Linked DNA regions of Homo sapiens: region 2 is linked to region 1. A link is a loop called in an ENCODE intact Hi-C map of the cell type or tissue named here. Cell type or tissue: PC-9. All regions are shown on one strand. Each heading gives the region's core, and the rest is flanking DNA. Links, peaks and the distances in the headings are about the cores only. Region 1 holds the start of LINC02707 (long intergenic non-protein coding RNA 2707). Region 2 has its middle 20 kb from the start of ABTB2.

What was found. A loop is a pair of places that touch in the nucleus more often than their neighbours do. Peaks named below come from ENCODE experiments on the same cell type or tissue, not always from the same donor. Only the 100,000 strongest peaks of a DNase experiment are listed, where the experiment ranks them.
Region 2: it touches region 1 in a loop (2.7-fold over the local background); 2 of 110 quality-filtered maps call a loop at or near these places.

The regions. Positions count from the first base shown.
Region 1 is chr11:34,565,290-34,575,338 of GRCh38, forward strand. It overlaps LINC02707 (long intergenic non-protein coding RNA 2707), which reads left to right and starts at 5,606. Exons shown (of 3, transcript XR_931181.3): 1 at 5,606-5,714; 2 at 9,044-9,177. In PC-9, for the core only: no CTCF peak of the experiment used is centred there; a DNase peak (open chromatin) is centred at 5,552; H3K4me3 peaks cover 427 bases; H3K27ac peaks cover 1,396 bases.
Region 2 is chr11:34,373,466-34,383,514 of GRCh38, forward strand. No RefSeq gene overlaps it. Among named protein-coding and RNA genes, the nearest start is that of ABTB2, 20 kb to the left of the region's middle. In PC-9, for the core only: no CTCF peak of the experiment used is centred there; DNase peaks (open chromatin) are centred at 5,796, 6,296 and 7,386; H3K27ac peaks cover 2,540 bases.

The DNA.
Region 1 (10,049 bases), core at 777-8,776:
CATTCAAGTTCACACCCATGGATTTATAAAAGGCAGGGCTGGGGGGAAAGGTTTTTCCCATTATACTTAATAACATTATCAACAACAATAATCACTACTATCATTTATTGAGCATTGACTCAAAAGACAGTCCTTTTATGAAAATTATTTACTTAAATCCTTACAAAGCTTCTATTCATTCACCCAACACATATTTATTGAGTTCCTACTATGAGCCAGGCATTATTCTAGGTGCTTAATTTAGATCAAGGGACAAGACAGACAAAATCCCTGTTCTGGTGGCAGGGCTACTACATGCAATTAACAGCACACAACTCTAGGGGGAGCCACATACATGGGCCACCTTATGAATGGTGTGCCCTGAGGTTAAGCATCCTGGCAGCCCCTTTCTGTGACATTTGCATTCTAGTGAAGGGAGTCTAATACCAATGAAGTAGATGTCATTATCCCCTGACTACAGTTTAGGAAACAGAGACACATAGGAATTAAGTAACTTGCTGAGTTTTTCAGCCAAAAATGACTGACCCATGATTTATACTGAAGTCAGTCCTTGCAATTCACCTGTGCCACGTACTTGCCTTTCTCTCCCTGGTGGGCACAGGGAAGAGGGAGTAGCCAGGCTGGCCAGATGAGTGCTGGGCTGGCTGGCCCAGTAGAGGCACCATGTCCTGACTGGGTGGACAAAGACTGGGTAGGAGGTAACAGAGAATCCCTTGGTGAGTCTAACTTAGCTATAAGAAGGCTTGCTGAGAGCAGCTGCCTCCATGCAGAGGGTGGGGTGACCGGCCTTTAATCCTTCCCAGCTGAGGATTTAGTCAAAGAAGCTTGTCTCTGGGGATAGCCTATGGTCTTGAAGGGCCTGAGTTAGCTATTAGTTCACCCATTTATTTAACATTCATTCATTATTTTTAAAAAATTTCCTAGCTATGTTTGGGGGCAGAGAAGTGGGTCCAGAGACCTAGAGGTTTGCAAGGGTAGCTTCTAAACTCCTTTGGTTCAGAACAGAATAGAAAGTGTCCTCGGGTGACCTTGGGTCTGCTTCCCAAGCAAATTGAGCATACGCAGCCAGAACAAAGACTGCACTCTACTCTAGTGAGCTCAGCCTGCTAGGCTTGGATCTAGATTTTATAGCAATAAGCTTGGAGTCTCACCTTTGGGTCAGACAGAGTACTACCCCAGACATGAGGTAGGGAGAGCCTAGTCTATATTCCTCTGCCTTTGTCCAAGCCTGCTTTGTCCTTCCTCTTGACGAGGAATAAAGATGGCTTCTGGGTGTGCATCCCCTTCCTTCTTCCACCTGCAGATGTACCTGTTTGTGTGCAGTGGGCTTCTGAGTCCTGGGCAGGGATGCCAGAGACCGCAAGCCAGATGCTTGGGATGCCAATCCTTGGGACTTTGAGGAGAAAGAGAGGTTCTGAGGGGCATCTGTCTATGGCACAGAGTCAAATGGAACACATGGAAGTCCCTTAGAAGGCTGGTATCTAAGTGTTGGCCACACAATGTCCGTTCTTCCTCCATTATTTGAATTTCTCCTTCTCTATCCTTCTATCTTTCTTGGCACCTTGAGCCAGGTCTGGGGTGAGAGAAGGGATGGTGTAGGTGAATTAGTGGTAGTTATTGGAGGAAGGCAATAAACCCAGAAAAAGTGTCACGTGACTTCTTTCTTGGGCCCAGTGTGACGCTTCTAGTTAGGCTAACGTGGGTCTTGGGACTGTTCCTGAGATTTTGTGGAAAACTCTTTGTATTTGTGCTGGTAACAGAAGGAAACCAGAGTTAGGGCTGGTGGGATGAAGCAGTGGGAACACTGATTTCTCCTTTTTTTCAGATTCAGGGATTTCTGTCAGAGACATCCGTGGGGGAGGGATGGGATTGGGAGTGAGGAGAATCCCTTTCCTCTCCTCTCACCATCTGGTGGTCCCCGTGCCCACGCACCAGCTCGTTGGATGGACATTTTGATTCCCTTAAGATGTACATTCTTCAAATCATTGTTTGTCATTAGCTCCCTGGAGAAAATGGAGGGGCTGAGATATTAGTGAGAAAACATAAAGTTAATTGGGTGATGGAGACTGGGAGAAGGGGAATGTTAGAAGAAAGTGAGCGAGGTCTGCTAAAAGTGAACTTTATCTTCTTCTCAATTTTGCCTAAGACTCGTGTTGCCTGGGCAGTCTCTTTTTGGAAGAGAAATTTTCATGACAGTTTGGGCCAGAGATGGCAAATAAATGCCTGACATGGTTGCTGCCAGCCCCTGTCTCCCGACACGTTCACAAGGGTGCACACCACTTCTCCTCTCTGTGACCATAGACTCAGACCCATTGCAATCCAGCATCCTGCATGGCCCCATTGGTCAGAGTTGACATTTGCAATGAAGCTGCTTCCCTATGCCTGGTTAGGCCTTTTGCTATGAATTCTCTGGAGTTAACTATTTCCAAGGGGCTCCATCTTATTCTTGTGATTTCCACGGGATTTGGAGCCCCAGAAGACAATCCCATGTGGATTCACAAAATGCCCTCTAAATTTGATGGCTGTCAGTGCATACTAAGTATGACTGACTCACTGGTATCTGTTTCCTCCGCTGACACAGCTGGTTCTTAGGCTCGGCAGGAGTTTGGGCTGAGACCTCTCATTGCTCTATATTCCCTCTGTTACTAATGAGGCGTTGTTCCTTAATTACTAGGTGCTGGATACTAGAATTGCTTTTCTTTGTTTCAGGGGATTTAGCAAAGGGCTTATAAATATTTCTTGTGTCTGGCATGAACTACCTGATTTTTTTATTCTTCAGGTCACTGAGCTGGCAATAAAGGCAACTCAAAGTTAGCTGGGAATCAGAATGAAGGGGGACTAGGAAAAGTGATGCCTAGAACACCAACAGGTGTGGGATCATCTTCATTGTACCTTTCAGAGCCTAAGATATAAGTCCTCTGGATACTCTCTGCTTGTTTATTTAAAGGAAAAAATAATCAGAATGTGGGAGAAATGGGTGCTTTGGGTAATTTCATATTCTAATTGATGAACGTGTATGAAATTATAATATTAAACCACTACTAGCCCTTGCCGTAAAAAAACTATTCCAAAATAGCTGAGTCTAAGTTTCCTGCCTCAGTGTGTCCCACCTCTTGCGCTTGAGTCCTTAATGATCCAGAGTTTCAAGTCCCCAGTGCCCTAATCTTGAAAAGCAGAAACTTTAGAAGTTTGCTGAAGTTTATTAGTTGGCTATACGATCCATCAAGAAATTGACTTTTTTGGATTAAATTCAAGATAGTTTTTAAAAAATCAGAAGTTTCTTTATCATGAAAGCTAAAAAAATAATTGAAGGTAGAGGCTAGTTGGAATCCCAGTTAATAGATGGATTTCTTCCTTCTTGAAGAAACTTGTGTCCAAGGGCAAACTGAATCCTGGTGGTCTATGCTGGCCACATTCAGCAAAAAATGGCCTGAGGTTTTGATGGTTATCATTCTCAAAACTGTTCCTGCCAACACACTCTGATCCCAGGAGGTTACCTGACCTTTATAAGGCTCAGTTTCCTCCCCTGTAAAATGGGCAGGGTAATCAAGCTAGGCAAAATATTTAACCTAAGTGAGGAAATTGTGCTATTAGTGCCCTGAAAAACATGTAGAAAGACATTAGACATTATTTTATTTAATATCATGTTGAACTTAGTTTTTAAAAAGAAGACCTATTGGATTTTCCAAGAACAACTAAACTGATTCCTTGTAGACAGTTTAGAGAATACAGAAAATTAGAAATAGGAAAAAAGCAAAACAAAGCAAAAACCATCAAACAAAGTCTACGCAAATACAGTTTCTCTTAACTTTTGGTTTATTTCCTTCTAGTCATTTTTTAGGTGCATTTTTAAATTGTGGTAAAATATATGTAACGTAGAATTTACCATTGTAGCCATTTTTAAGTGTAGAGTTCAGTGGCATTAAGTACATTTATATTGCCGTGCAACCATCACCACCATCTATCTCCAGATTTTATAACCCCAGACTGAAACTCCATATCCATTAAATGATAACTCCCCATTCCCCTCCCCCTACCCTGGTGACCACCATTTTACTTTCTGTTTTTATGAATTTGACATTCTTGGCGCCTCTTATAAGTGGGATCATTTTTAGTCGTTTTTATAATCGGTTTCCTTCCTTTAAAAATATGAATGGAGCCTAATGAATATTGAATTTAGTGTACTGGTTTCTTTGAACATTTCAGCATCATAAACATGTTTTTGTATTCTACATTCTTCTTGTATTGCTATATTCTCTATAGGAATTTTTTTTTTTTTTTTGACAGAGTCTCACTCTGTTGCCCAGGCTGGAGTGCAGTGGCACAATTTCAGCTCACTGCAACCTCCGCCTACTGGGTTCAAATGATTCTCCTGCCTCAGCCTCCCAAGTAGCTGGGACCAGAGGTGCATGCCACCATGCCTGGCTAATTTTTGCATTTTTAGTAGAGATGGGGTTTCATCATGTTGGCCAGGCTGGTCTTGAACTCCTGACCTCAGGTGATCCGCCCACCTTGGCCTCCCAAAGTGCTGGAATTACAGGTGTGAGCCATTGGCCCCAGCCTTGAACATCATTTTTAATGGCTGAAGATTATAGAATCCAGTGGGTGTGCCATCCATTATTAGTATTCTGTTGTTTCCAAATATTTGCTGTTTTAAACAGTGTTGTGAAAACATATTTTTGTGTTGAACTTTTATCATATTGAGAGGCACTTCCTCTGTGCAGAATCAAGAAATTAATTACCGGTTTATAAGGAATGTGAACCTTTCAGGCTCATAATCTGTATTACCAAATGGTTAGGAAAAAAATGTTCAGAAGGTGCCATTCACAGATGGAGTGGGCTTCCACCAGGGGCTGTGAAGCTCTAATCTCAAAGGATGTTGACTACTGGTAGGGCTGATTCAAGTATTAGATATCTAGGAAGGGTGGGAAGGGCAGAGAAGCTTCCAAAATTCCTATGTAGGAGAGGCATAGGGGTGCTGATCTCTTCATAAGGGGTGACGGGAATTTTCCTTGAAACAGCATGTGCAGATCAAGCACTGTTCTTTCCTTTAGAGTGTGTGTTTATTTGGGGCGACTTGGAGGGTTGCTAATTGAGATTATGGGGAATCTAAAGCCACACCCCAAACCGCCCCTTGGTTCCCCTACCTGGGGGAGAGTTGACACTAGTCAAACCTCTCCCATCTCTGAGATTTTGTGAATCTAGGACTCTTGCCACTGCACAGACTCCAGCTGGACCCAGGGACTCCAGCTTCTCACATCACCCTGGCTCATCCATAACTCTCTTTTGTTTCATCTCAAACATCACTGAGAGATGGCTGCCTCTTCTCCCTTCCTAGGAAAGCCCATGTCACAATAAGCGCGCCTGTGCTTCTCATCAGTGCTTTCCTGGTAGCACCACCTGACAAACACTGCTCGCGGCTGCCTTCAGCTGCTCTCCAAGAAGACGTCATAACCACAAGAGATCTGAATCAGCCCATTTTTTCCCCTGTGGCACTGTGTGCTTTGGCTGCCTGGCCAGAAAGCTGGGACTGTATTTACCTATCATTTTGATACTATCTTGGGGTGTAATTGGAATTGAGCTCTTAGTGTGGAAATTCTTACTCAGAACACAAAGGATTGAAGAGTGCTTGGAGGCTGAACTCTGGAAGGACTCTTCCCTGAGGCCTCTTGGCATCTGGCTCTTGTTTCTTGGAGCGGTGGTATGGCCCACAGGTGGGTGTTTCCTTTGGGAGCAATTTCTTGCTTTTTCAGTAGCTCTGGGCTGTCATCGAGCCCACTGTTCCTTGTCTTCTCTGCACTGTTTAGTGATGATGTAGGTGAATTGCTCCACAGTTTAATTCCAGTGGTAGAGCAGTCACCATTTGTTGGTTTCTTTTTCTTATGGGAACTCTGGTCTGCATCTCACTGTGTTTCCCTTGAACGTGTCTGGGGTCCTCCAAACAGCTTCTTGTCCCTCTGAGTGCGGACACTCAGATTCTAACTCAGATTCTAAGTCAATGGTCTCAGCCTTTAGAACCGCAGGAGGCCAGGCGCGGTGACTCACGCCTGTAATCCCAGGACTTTGGGAGGCCTACGCGGGTGGATCACCTAAGGTCAGGAGTTCGAGACCAGCCTGGCCAACACAGTGAAACCCCATCTCTACTAAAAATACAAAAATTAGCCAGATGTGGTGGCATGTGCCTGTAATCCCGGCTACTCAGGAGGCTGAGGCAGAGGCAGGAGAATCGCTTGAACACGGGAGGTGGAGGTTGCAGTGAGCCGAGATTGTGAGATTGTGCCATTGCACTCTAGCCTGGGCAACAGAGTGAGACTCCATTTCAAAAAAAAAAAAAAAAAAAAAAAAAAGAACCACAGGAGGGAGAGATCATATATGACCCCGTATGTGTGAAAAGTCCTATCATTGCTACCCACACCAACAATATTAGTGGAAAAATGTCTTCAAAGGACATTCGATTCAATGATACATGAGATTTGCTTCCTTCCTTAATTTTTCCCTGTACAGCTATATAATGATTTTTTCAATCAGATCCTCTTTTCCCCCTATTAATTGTATTTATAGGATGAGATTGATTCTAACACAATAGCAAATGATGTATGCACATTTAACACATTTCGTGAAGGCAGGAAAGGGCACACTATAAATTCTGTGAAATCCACATTAGATCATGCCTCTCCTTTCTCAGTTGGGAGGTGGGCTCTGACAGTGCTCAAGAGAAAAAAAAATCAAGTTGTGACAGTTTAAAAAATATTTTAAATATTAAACTATTTATTATGGAACTTAAAACATACACAGAAGTTGGCAGAATAACATCATGTACCCTAAATATCTATCTCCAAACCTCAACAGTGATCAACCTGTGGTCAGTTCTGCCTCTTCTGGTTCCCATCTGCTCTCTGACTTCAGTTTATTTTGAAGCATGTCTCAGACATCTTGTGACTTCAGTATTGCACGATGTATGTCCTAAACGTAAGCATTCCCTTTAAAACATGTATCTACTTTTTAAATGAAGAACAATTAGGTGCATTTTCATAAGGGTTTTAGAAAGGGAAGAAACTGTATTTCTTTAATTTAAAAATGTATCAGACAACTAATCCATGTTTACTGTTTCTAACACGGATACCATAATAATAGGATCATTCTATTATACATAGACTAGTGAGATCAATTTGTCAGATAAACTTAGAAGGGCCATTAAGAAAGTTATGTCATAATTTTTGTCACTTGCTGAAACCAAGACTTTAATTCTGCAGAACATCATACCAGGATTCACAATTGTATACACTGATTGTGTTTGTCCAGAGGTAATCTCAGATCCACTGTATATAATTTTCCATTTGCCTAGCTATGGGGTTGGACACGTCAGTTTTTTCCAGACCAAGGGTCTCCTAGCTTTTTTTTTATTTTTATTTTTATTTTTTGAGACAGAGTCTCTGTTGCCTGTGCTGGAGTACACTGGTGCGATCTCGGCTCACTGCACCCTCCACCTCTCAGATTCAAGTGATTCTTGTGTCTCAGCCTCCTGAGTTGTAGGTGGGACTACAGGCACCTGCCACCATGCCTGGATTTTTTTTTTGTTTTTTTGTATCTTTAGTAGAGATGGAGTTTTGCCATGTTGGCCAGGCTGGTCTTGACCTCTTGATCTTAGAAGATCTGCCCACCTTGGCCTCCCAAAGCTGGGATTAGAGGCATGAGCCACTGTGCCCAGCCTCCTAGCTGTTTTGGCTGCACACTTCTATCCGTAGATAATTAAGCATGTACCCTTACTATTTTCTGCAATATAAATTATTTACTTATAAATTACATTATGTACTCTATCACACTGGTAAATTAAGTATATTATAAAACAGAAACTAAAAGTATGAAGTGAGAATTAAAAATGAATAGCAATTCTAATATCTTCATCTTCCCCTCAGTGGATCCTCCTGTACATACTCCAATTTGCAGACCACTGGAGGAGGCTGTAGGAGGCAATATTATATCCCAGTGAGGTGTGTGGGTTGTAAAGCCGAACAGCCTGAGTCCACATCCCAGCTCCACCACTCCTTAGTTCTGTGATCTTGGAAACATCACTTAACCTCTCTGAATCTATCTTCTCACCTGTAATATGAGGGCATTAACCCCTTACAGGTTATTGTAAGGTTTCTTACACTGTGCCTGTGGTAAGCATCAATACATTTTAGCCAATAATAACAGTAATGATAATAACACATTCCTAGAGGGCTGGGATGGATCTAGATTTTTCTTCCCCTTTTAGTGGAAGACCACAGCATGATGCATGAATTTACATTTCCTCAGACATTCTGGTGCTGATGAAGGTAAAGATGGTGAGGCTGCGATGATGGTTTCAGGGATGGGTGTGTTGGGCGTGATGAATAGCATGATGCATATTGTCACTCATTTAGTTTATCTGCACTGATGATGATGCTGATTATATGATGACTGTTACAGGGATGGTCACATTGTGGGTGATGAATATGACCAGAAAGGGAAGACTTTCACAGTTCCTACCCGAACTACAACATCGATATTTTCATTTGTCTTTCCTAGGAACTCTTACCTTAATCACCTGACCAATATGCTGACGACTAACATGTTGCGCCCTGCCTTTCTTCCGGGCCTCTCTGCCTTGCTGATCTGTTTTGCTGGTGTGCCCTCCACTGTGCTCTTGGGTCTTTGTCTCTCGGTAAAGCCTAGTACTGTGGTTGCTGTACACAAAACCTGTAGATGATTAAGATCTCTGTTCACTGCAGGGCCATTCATCTCCCAGCGACTATTTTATCCTTAAGTCAAGAGACTTGCCTCTCAGCCCCTGGGGACCATGGAAAGAGTGCTAGAAACCTACAGAGTATGACCCTTTGTAGCCTTATGCAAGAAGTGACCTGTGTCTTTCCTGTCATGAGAGAGGACAGACATTGCAGGAATCAAACGCATAACACTAGTGCAAAACTGGGGATAATGCCCAAACCTGGTTAGGCAGGGGCGCCTGGAACATGCTTGTCCAGGAAATCTTCCACTCAGTTCTGCTGCCTCCATGTCCCAGATGATCACAGAAGCCTCCTGAGAAGGGTTGAATCCCCCGTCGCCTGGGGATCCCAAGAAAGCTGCAGAGGAAAGACTTTCTCTTCCAAGATCAGAACAAAGGACGGTTAGCATTGTGCCCAGTAGTGCCAAAAGGTAAGGTTGGGTTAAAATAAGAATTTGCCTTAAGCTCTTTTCCCGGGGGCTTGTTTTTTTCATTAACCTTGTTGGCTGGACTTTAGGGAAGTATGCACCATCTTCTCCAGAAGTGCTTCAGATTTTATATTTTTAAGAAATTCAAGAGTCTGAGTTAGGCACTTTAATGTAACCTCCCCAAAGCTTTTGTTCCAGGAATTGACTTGGGGATTAATCTGTTTAGCAAATTCTGACACAGAGGCATCTCATAACCTTTTATTTTTTCTACAGACCACATTGTATCTACCTGGGATGTTTTGAAAATGAACAGTGACACCTAAGAATGTATACTTATCTCTTCATGCCAATTCTCCAAACTGGATGTTGCCCATGTCTCAAAATTACTTGCCTCCAATTTTAGGGCATAAAGTGTGAGATTCTGTAGCATGAGATCATATGCTCTTAAAATACTAAGTATATATAAATTATCCCTTAGCATCTTTAACATGCATTTTTTTTTTGTAGAGACAGTATCTCTACAAAAAAATCTCTCTGTATTGCTCAGGCTGGTCTTGAAATCCTGGGCTCAAGAGATCTTCCCATCTCGGCTTCCCAAAATGCTAGAATTACAGGCATGAGTCTCCACACCTGGCCTAACATGAAATATTCTTTAACAGTATTCTTTAGGATAATATATTATTCTATAGATTTGAAATAATTTATCAGTTCTATACTTAATTATAAATACTCTTGGGAATAAAACATACTTATCTAATAAGCAAACAGTCGTGCTATTCCAAACAATTTGGGATTGCCTTTCCAAGCATTTTTTGGGGGTTTCTTCAACTGATTGAGAGACCCCCGGCCGGGGAAGAGAAAGAGAATTTGATTTG
Region 2 (10,049 bases), core at 1,542-9,541, 190 kb before region 1:
CGACTAAAATACAAAATGTAGCCAGGAGGTGTGGTGGTGCACGCCTGTAATCCCAGCTACTCGGGAGACCGAGGCACGAGAATTTCTTGAACCCAGGAGGCGGAGGTTGCAGTGAGCCAAGATCTCACCACTGTACTTCCAGCCTGGGTGACAGAAGGAGACTCTGTCTCAAAAAAAGAAAGAAAGAAAGAAAAAGAAGAAGACATTACATTTTAGAGCTAATAGTCATCCTGTGATAGCCCCCAGCCTGCTGCAGGGGTAAAAGTCTTGGAACTTCAGCCCATGGTACATGCCCTTTTATATAATAAACAATTTATTTTAGGATACCTTTAGCTTAAAAAAATTGTGGAGGTAGTCCAGAGAGTCTACATAGGCCCTACACCCAGTTTCCCCTATTATTAACATCTTTAAGAAGGATTAGTATTCATTCTTTTTTGTTTATTTATTTTTTATTTTTTTATTACTTTATATTTTTATTTTTTTTATATTTTTATTTTATATTTTATATTTTATATTTTATTTTATATTTTATATTTTTATTACTTTAAGTTCTGAGATACATGTGCAGAATGTGAAGGTTTGTTACATAGGTATACAGGTGCCATGGAGGTTTGCTGCACCCATCAACCCGTCATCTACATTAGGTATTTCTCCTAATGCTATCCCTCCCCTAGCCCCCCACCCCCAACAGGCCCTGGTGTGTGATGTTCCCCTCCCTGTGTCCATGTGTTCTCATTGTTCAACTCCCACTTATAAGTGAGAACATGCGGTGTTTGGTTTTCTGTTCCTGTGTTAGTTTGCTGAGAATGATGGTTTCCAGCTTCATCTATGTCCCTGCAAAGGACATGAACTCATCATTTTTTATGGCTGCATAGTATTCCATGGTGTATATGTAAGAAAATGTGTCACATATACACCATTCTTCTTTGAATGTTTGATATAATTCACTGTGAAGCCATCTGGTCCTAGGCTTTTCTTTGTTGGAAGATTTTTTTATTACTGATTCAATCTCCTTATTTGTTATTTGTTTGTTCAGCCTATTTATTCTTGGTTCGGTTTTTGTAGGTGGTATATTACTAAGAATTTATTGATTTCTTCTAGGTTATCCAATTTGTTGGCATATAATTGTTCATAATAGTCTTTTATAATCCTTTTTGTTTCTGAGGCACCCTTTGTGATGTCTCCTCTTTCATTTCTGGGTTTATCTGAGTCTCTCTCTCTCTCCCCTCTCTTTTTCTTTGTTAGTCTAACTAAGGGTTTGTCAATTTTATCTTTTCAAAAACCCGACTCTTAGTTGTGTTGATTTTTTCTATTGTTTTTCTACTCTATTCATTTCTGCTCTAATCTTTATTGTTTCATTCTGCTAACTTTAGGCTTAGTGTTGCTCTTTTTTTAGTTCCTCAAAGTTTAAAGTTAGGTGAGTTATTCAAGATTTTCTTCATTAACATAGATATTAATCACTATTAACCACCCTGTAAGTTCTGCTATTGCTGCATCTCATAAGTTTTGGTATGTTGTGTTTTCATTTTCATTTGTCTTGAGATATTTTAAAAATTAACTTTGATTTCCTCTTTGACCCAACGGTTGTTCATGAGTGTATTGTTAATTTCCACATATTTGTGAATGTTCCCATTTTCTTTCTGTTGCTGATTTCTAGTTTCATTCCATTGTGGTCCAAAAAATGCCTGGAATGATTTCAATCTTCTTAAATTTGCTAAGTCTTGTTTTGTAACTAATATGTGATCTATCATGGAGAATGCGTTGTGTATACCTGAGAAGAATGTTTATTCTGCTGTTGGATAGTTCTGTATATATGTCTGTTAGGTCCATTTGGTCTAATGTGTTGTTCAAGTTAGTTTTCTTTTCAAGTTTCTTTATTGATTTTCAATCTGGATGTTCTGTTATTGAAAGAAGGATATTAAAGTTCTACTATTATTGTATTGCTGTTAATTTCTCCTTTTGGGTCTGTCAATATGTGCATATATATTTAGGTACTCTGATGTAGAGTGTGTACAGTATTTATAATTATTACATGTTTCTGTTAACTGTGCTTTTGTCATCATATAATGACCTCATCTATCTCTAGAAACAGTTTTATCTATCTATCTATCATCTATCTATCTATCTATCTGTCTATATCAGTCTATTTTGTCTGATATAAGTATAACCAACCCTCTTCTCTTTTGGTTACCATTTGCATGGAATATATTTTTTCATTCCTTCACTTTCAGCCCATGTGTGTCCTTAAATCTAAAGTGAGTCTCTTGCAGTCCTTTTACATTTAAAGTAAATTGGTAAGTGAGGACTTACTATTGCCATCTTGTTGTTTCTGTTTGCTTGTTTTGCAGTTATTTTGTTCTCTTCCTTACTTTCTATCTTCTTTTGTTATTTGGTGATTTTTTCTTTGTTTTGGCAGTGATTTACTTGGATTCTTTTCTTTTTATCTTTTGTGCACCTATTATTTTTTTTCTTTGTGTTTACCTCAAAGCTGGAATCGAATATCTTGTAGCTATATCTGCATATTTTATGTTTGTAACAATTTAACTTTAATTACATACAAAAACTATACACTTTTGCCCCTGCCACATACATACATATTTTTGTTCTTGTAGCCAGAGTTTATTTCTTTTTATATTGTGTATCCATTAACAGGTATTTGTGGTTATAGTTGTGCCTTTTTTTTTTTTTGATACAGAATCTTGTTCTGTCACCCAGGCTGGAGTGCAGTGACATGATCGTGGCTCACTGCAACCTTTGCCTCCCAGGTTCAAGTGATTCTTGTGCCCCAGCCACTTGAGTAGCTGGGATTACAGACGTGTGCCACCATACCCAGATAATTTTTGTAGTTATAGTAGAGATGGGGTTTCACCAAGTTGGCCAGGCTTGTCTTGAACTCCTGGCCTCAACTGATCTACCCACCTCAGCCTCCCAAAATGCTGGGATTTTAAGCATGAGCTGCCATACCTGCCCCGGTTATATTTATTCTAAATATTTTTTGTCTTTTAACTTTGATATTAGGGTTAAAAGTAATTTATGCAATGCCATTACATTGATACATTATTCTGTATTTGTCTATATATTTACCTGAAGTCAATGCCTGGCTTCAAACAACAGGCTGACTCTCTTGTTAGGGGCTAATGCAGCTCATGACTTTAAAGGGAAGCCAATGCTCATTTACCATTCTGAAAATCCTAGGGCCCTTAAGAGTTATGCTAAATCCACTCTCTGCCTGTGCTCTATAAATGGAACAATAAATCCTGGATGACAGTATATCTGTTTAGAGCATGGTTTACTGAATATATAGACAGTGAGATATGTGCTTTCATATGCTCTCATGTTGCTGTTTATCATGTTTTCATTTCAATTTAAATAACTCCCTTAAGCATTTCTTACAAGACAGATCTAGTGGTGACAAACTGTCTCAATTTTTGTTTGTCTGAAAAAAAGTTTATCTTTCTTTCTTTTTTAAGGATAGTTTTGCTAGGTATAATATTCTTGGTTGACAATTTTTTTTCTTTCTCAGTACTTTAAATATAACATCTCACTCTTTCCTGGCCTGCAAGGTTTCTGCTGAGAAATCCTCAGCATGTGATTCTCCTGCCTCAGCCTCCTGAGTAGCTGGGACTACAGGTGTGCACCACCATGCCCCACTAATTTTTGTATTTTAGTAGAGACGGGGGTTTGCCATGTTGGCCAGGCTTGTCTTGAACTTCTGACCTCAGATGATCTGCCCTCCTCAGACTCCCAAAGTGGAAGGTTACAGGCATGAGCCACGGCAATGTTGTGTATGTTCCAATCACTCTACCAACCAGCCACTCGCTCATCTCTCTTTCTTCCCTTGAGACATCTCTCTTCCTATTCCCTGAGACACAGCAGTATAGAAATTAGGTCAGTTAATAACCTTACAATGGACTCTACATGTTCAAGTGAAAGAAAAGTTGCATGTCTCTTAATTTAAATCAAAACCTAGTAGTGATTAAGCCTAGTGAGGAAAGCATGTTAAAAGTCAAGACAGGCCAAAAGCTAGGCCTGTGGTGCCAAACAGCCAAGCTGTGAATGCAAAGGAAAAGCTTTTTTTTTTTTTTTTTTTTTTTAAGATGGAGTCTTGCTCTGTCACCCAGGCTGGAGTGCAGTGGCACAATCTTGGCTCACTGCAACCTCTGCCTCCTGTGGTCAGGCAATTCTCCTGCCTCATCCTCCTGAGTAGCTGGGGTTACAGACATGTACCACCATGCCCAGCTAATTTTGTATTTTTAGTAGAAATGGTGTTCACCATGTTGGTCAGGCTGGTCTCAAACTCCTGACCTCAGGTGATCTGCCTGCCTTGGCCTCCCAAAGTGCTGGGATTACAGGCATGAGTCACCATGCCTTGTCCAGAAAAGTTCTTGAGGGAAATTAAAAGTAATACTCCAGTGAACACACAAATGATATTTTAAAAAAAGTGAAACAAACTTTCTGCTGATATGAAGAAAGTTTTAGTGGTCTGGATGGAAGATCAAACCAGGCACAATATTCCCTTAGGCCAAGCCATAACCTAGAGCCATGACTTAACACTCCTCAATTCTGTGAAGGCAGCGAGAGGTGAGGAAGCTGCAGAAGAAAAGTCGGAAGCTAGCAGAAGATGGCTCATGAGGTTTAAGGAAATAGGTCATCTTTATAACATAAATGTGCAAGGTGAAGCAGTAAAAGATGATTTAGAAGCTGTAGCAAGTTATCCAGAATATCTAGTTAAGATCACTGATGAAGGTAGCTACAGTAAACAACATATTTTCAGTGTAAATGAAACAGTCTTCTATCAGATGATGTAATCTAGGACTTTCATAGCTAGAGAGATGTCAATGCCTGGCTTCAAAGCTTCAAAGAACAGGCTGACTCTCTCATTAGGGGCTAATGCAGCTTATGACTTTAAGGTGAAGCCAGTGTTCATTTACCATTCTGAAAATTCCAGGACCCTTAAGAGTTATGCTAACTCTACACTGCCTGTGCTCTAAAAATGGAACAACAAAACTGGATGATAGTACATCTGTTTACAGCATGGTTTACTGAATATTTTAATCCTACTGTTGAGACCTACTTATCACAATAAAATATTTCTTTCAAAATATTACTGCTCATTGACAATGTGCTTAGTCACCCAAGATCTCTCTCTGATGGAGATAGATAAGAAAACTAAAATTGGTTTTTTTTTTTTTTTTTTAGATGGAGTTTTGCTCTTGTTGCCCAGGCTGGAGTGCAATGGTGCAATCTCGGCTCACTGCAACCTCTGCCTCCTGGGTTCAAGTGATTCTCCTGCCTCAGCATCCTGAATAGCTGGGATTACAGTCATGCACCACCATGCCTCACTCATTTCATATTTTTACTAGAGATGGGGTTTCTCCATGTTGATCAGGCTGGTCTCGAACTCCCGACCTCAGGTGATCCACCCACGTTGGCCTCCCAAACTTCTGGGATTACAGGCATGAGCCACTATGCCCAGCCTTAAAGTTGATTTTTGCCTGCTAACACAACATCTATTTTGCAGCCCGTGGATCAAGGAGATGATCATTAGCCTTTTTTTTAGCAATGAGGTATTTTTAAATTAGGATATGTACATTGTTTTTTGGAAATAATGCTGTTGCACACTTTATAGACTACAGTATAATATCAACATATTTTATATGCACTGGGAAGCCAACAAATTTGTGTGACTCACTTTACTGCATATTTACTTTATTGCAGTGGTCTGAAACCCAAACCACAATATCTTTAAGATATGACCCTATTGGTGTCTGTGCATTTGAAGAAACAGTCACCTCTTTCAAACTTTACAGACTGTCTTTGGTAGGGAAAGACCTTTATCTGTGGCTGGCATGAGGAAGTAGCTTGATGGGCTCTGGGTGACTCTGGCAGCTGGGGTTACTCTTGGCAAAGACTGCAGGGCCTTAGCACAATGACTGCTGGGGTCCTCGATGGTGAAGCCTGCCAAGTCCTTTTGCTCTCTTTTTTTCCCAACTGGGGGACTCACAGCAGAAGAAATTCTTCTTCACTGGGCTCTGCTTGTCTGGGGAATGAGGTGAATGCAGGCAAAACGCTTCCTACCGTATTCTATGTGGGTGTTCTCAGTTCTTTTAGATTGCTGCATCTTCTTAATTGTACTCCAGAGCTTTCCTGGGGCTATATTTGTCTATGGAGCTTATGAAATTTTTTTTTTTTTTTTTTTTTTTTTTTTTTTTTTGTGGCAGGACAAGGGCTATGACCTCCTAGATTACTACACTGCTAATGTCACTTAGAACATGCACCTTTGATCAAGTTTAATCTTTAGCAGGTAGGACTGAAACCCAAAGCCACAAAAAGCAACTGAGCTGGGAGATATCTATTACAGCCATTGCCTCTAAATCTGACTATGAGAAAAGCATTTCAAATATCACATGACTTAACTTATTGGAATTTGTGGTAAAGAAATAAGAATGAGCACAAATATTTAGCAACAAAATCAATTGCAGTATTGTTAGTAATTATAAAAAGATATAAACATGTAACTGTCTAACAATGGCAGATTGTTAAAAATAAGTAAATATCCATATAGTGGAATAATATGGAGCCATTTAAAGTGATGCAGAAATATATCTTTTGTCTTGAAATATGTTTATGATAATTAGGTGAAAAAAGCAAATCACAGAAATGTTTTTTGTTTGTTTGTTTTTGAGACGGAGTCTCGCTCTGTCACCCAGGCTCACTGCAACCTCCACCTCCCGAATTCAAATGATTCTCTTGGCTCAGCCTCCCAAGTAGCAGGGAATACAGGCATGCACCACCACATCCAGCTAATTTTTGTATTTTTAGTTGAGATGGGGTTTCACCATGTTGGCTGGCTGGTTTCGAACTCCTGACCTCAAGTGATCTGCCTGCCTCAGCCTCCCAAATTGCTGAGATTACAGGTATGAGCCACTGCTCCCAGCCAACATGTGTGTTTTGATCTAACTTTTGTTTTAAAAAAGTAGAAAACAACTTAATATATGAAAGTGCTAATGGTGACAAGACAGATGGGATTACAGTTTAAAAGTAGCGTTTTTTTCCTGTTTGTCTACATTTTCTGATCTTTCTGAAATGAGCATGTATTGCTTTGTTATAAAAAAATAATAAATTTTGAAAATGAAAGTATAGAGCTTGGACCTATTATGTATTATGGAAATAAATGAATGAACTGCATAGCAATTTCTGCTATCATGACATGGGATAAAAATGTTTTAAAAGCATATTTCCCATTGCATTGTGATTTATCTTTTTACCTATCTGCCTCCCTTTAGCTGAAGATCCTCTAGGTCAAAGACTATTATTATTCATCTTTGCTTCCCTAGCATGTAGTTCACAAATTCAGCTGGTGATGAGTAAATGTTGAGTAATTGAGTAAGCAGCACATAAAAGTGTGTCAGAAGACTTAGATATTAGTCAGGGTATGTGTTGACAATCACATCGTCCATCTGATGTGTTGACAATCCCACCATAAAATACATCATGGTAAAAATCCAGTCCACCAGAGGAAGTCCTCGAGATGCAGCTAAGATGAAAGGTCAGGGGCCAAGGGCTGAGGGTAAATAATACATAGAAATCACAGATTTGTGTGTTGTGGGTGCTATATCAAAGACACCATCAAGTTTGGGGATCTTAGTAAGGATTGTAGGAAAACTGTAAATGAAACAGAAATAATAGTATTTTCAAGAGGGGTAAGGAAATGAATGGATACTTGGATGCATTTTTTTTTTCTGGAGATCAATTGAAGCACACTCATCAAAGCCTTAAAAATACGCATGATTTTTGACCTAGCAATTTTATTTCTGAGAATTTATCCTATGGAAATATTATGGACATGCACTAGAAATTAGCTCTAAAGATGTTCATCACAGTGCTATCTGTAATAACAAAAACAAACAAACAAACAAAAAACAACCAAACAAAAACAGAAATAATGCCAATATTCAACAGCAGAAAATTGGCAAGGTAAAGTATGAAATACTCATTTAACAGAATACTTTGTGATAACTAAAAAGACACTGTAGAAATATATTTCTAGATGTGGAAGATGTCCATAATATATTGTCAAATTTTAAAAAGATGTGTTACAGAACACTATTGCAAAAATAAAAATACATAGATGGGTGAAATATGATATGTTAGTAGTGGTTTTCCCTTGAGGAAAGGGATTGTGGATTTTTTTTTCTTGAAAAAGTTTATTTTGCTTCCCTGTCCTTTCTGAGTTCTTTGTAGTGAAACTATGTTGTTCTTATATAAGAAAAAGAAGAAAAGGAAGACTTTACCAAAAACATATAAATATGAAAGCATAATACTAATGGGATCACAGGAGAAAGGCCTTATTTTTTGCAGCCAGCTCTTATATAGTACCTACTATGCACCATGCATATTTATTTACATTTATTAACTTGTTTTTCTCATCACAACCCTATGATCTTTTCCACTGATGAGGCAACCAAAGCACAGTGATGGTCAGTAACTTGATAAGGTCATAGAGCTAGTAGAGCCAGGATTTGGAGCCCAAGAATCTAGCTAGTTCTAGACTCTGTGCTCTTAACAACCACTGTACTATGAGGAAAGAAATCTAGGTATGTGCCTTCTGTCATCACATCTCCATGATGTCCATTTTTCATGCCTGCTTGATTCCGGATAGGCTGAAAAGGAGTAGTGGGCCAGTTTTGATGGCACATATTAGATGCAATCTGCTATGCCCTTCAGGAGCTGGCTTTGAGGCTGATCCTAGACATAATGCAGTGGGTGAAATGTATTTTAGTGTTTCCTGCCCTGCCTACTTGCTAAATGTAATGCCTTCACCTGCTTATTGAAACTAATAAGGTTCACTGATGGTGTCTGGAATTTTCCTGGCATATTTTTACTATGTTGAAGCCTAGTTATCTTATTCTCTTAACACTTGGCTTTGTACTAGGCAAATACTAGCAAATCTTCAGAAATAAATTAATGCTAAAATGATAATGGGCACCAGTGTGTTGCTACATCATCCTTCCAGGAAACATGTATATGTAAATAGATGCCTTCTAAAAGTTATTTTTAATGCCAAAGAATTCATTTTCATGGTAGATATTTTGGACGTTGCAGGGAGAATATTTTAGGCATTAAAGCTTAGCTGGCTTCACTAATAGCTGTTTCCAGTTTTCTTATCTCTTGCCAACTTCCCTATAAAGGCTGAGAAAACTAAATATTCACTTTCCCAGCCTCCTTGCAGCTAGGGGTGGCACAGTTCTAGACCATGAGATGTGGGCAGTGGTCTGTTGGTGGTTTGTGGAGAAAGCTTTTGCTTTTCTGATAAAAGCAAAATGTTGACACTTGTACCTTGCAATGCCTCCTCCTACCTGCCTCTGGTGCCTTAATCTTTATACTTGGTGATGTCTTGGTCATTTGTGATTGGGAGGAAGAGAACAGAAGAACTGCAGAGATGCTGGACCTGAAATTATGGGGTCACTGAATCAACGCCAGCAGTTGCCTATATCACTTTTTTAATAGGTAGAAAAATAATCCCTATGTGTTAAACCACAGTTAGCCAGATTGTCTTTCACTTTCAGCCAAAGCATTCCTAATTGATGTGCACATTTTCATTTTGCATTTTGCATTTCAAAATGAACTATGTGCGCATAGTTCATTTTCCTGGCTCTAGTTTTACCCAGAACATTGAAGTACGGTTCCAACACTACAGGAAGGCAAACAAAATCAAAGACCCACCCAATTGTGGGTACCTGTTCATAGCATTTCTGAGCATGTTATACGTCCTTTACTTAATTTCTGGTGACTTTAAAAAGAAAGACAATAAGACTAAAAAATGGAGACCATTGTCTAAGATTCATCATAGGTTAAGAAATGCAATATATAGCATTAAAAATGCTATATTAGTCTGGGTGCGGTGGCTCACGCCTGTAATCCCAACACTTTGGGAGGCCGAGGCGGTGGATCACGAGGTCAGGAGATCGAGACCATCCTGGTTAACATGGTGAAACCCTGTTTCTACTAAAAATACAAAAAATTAGCCGGGCGTGGTGGCGGGCGCC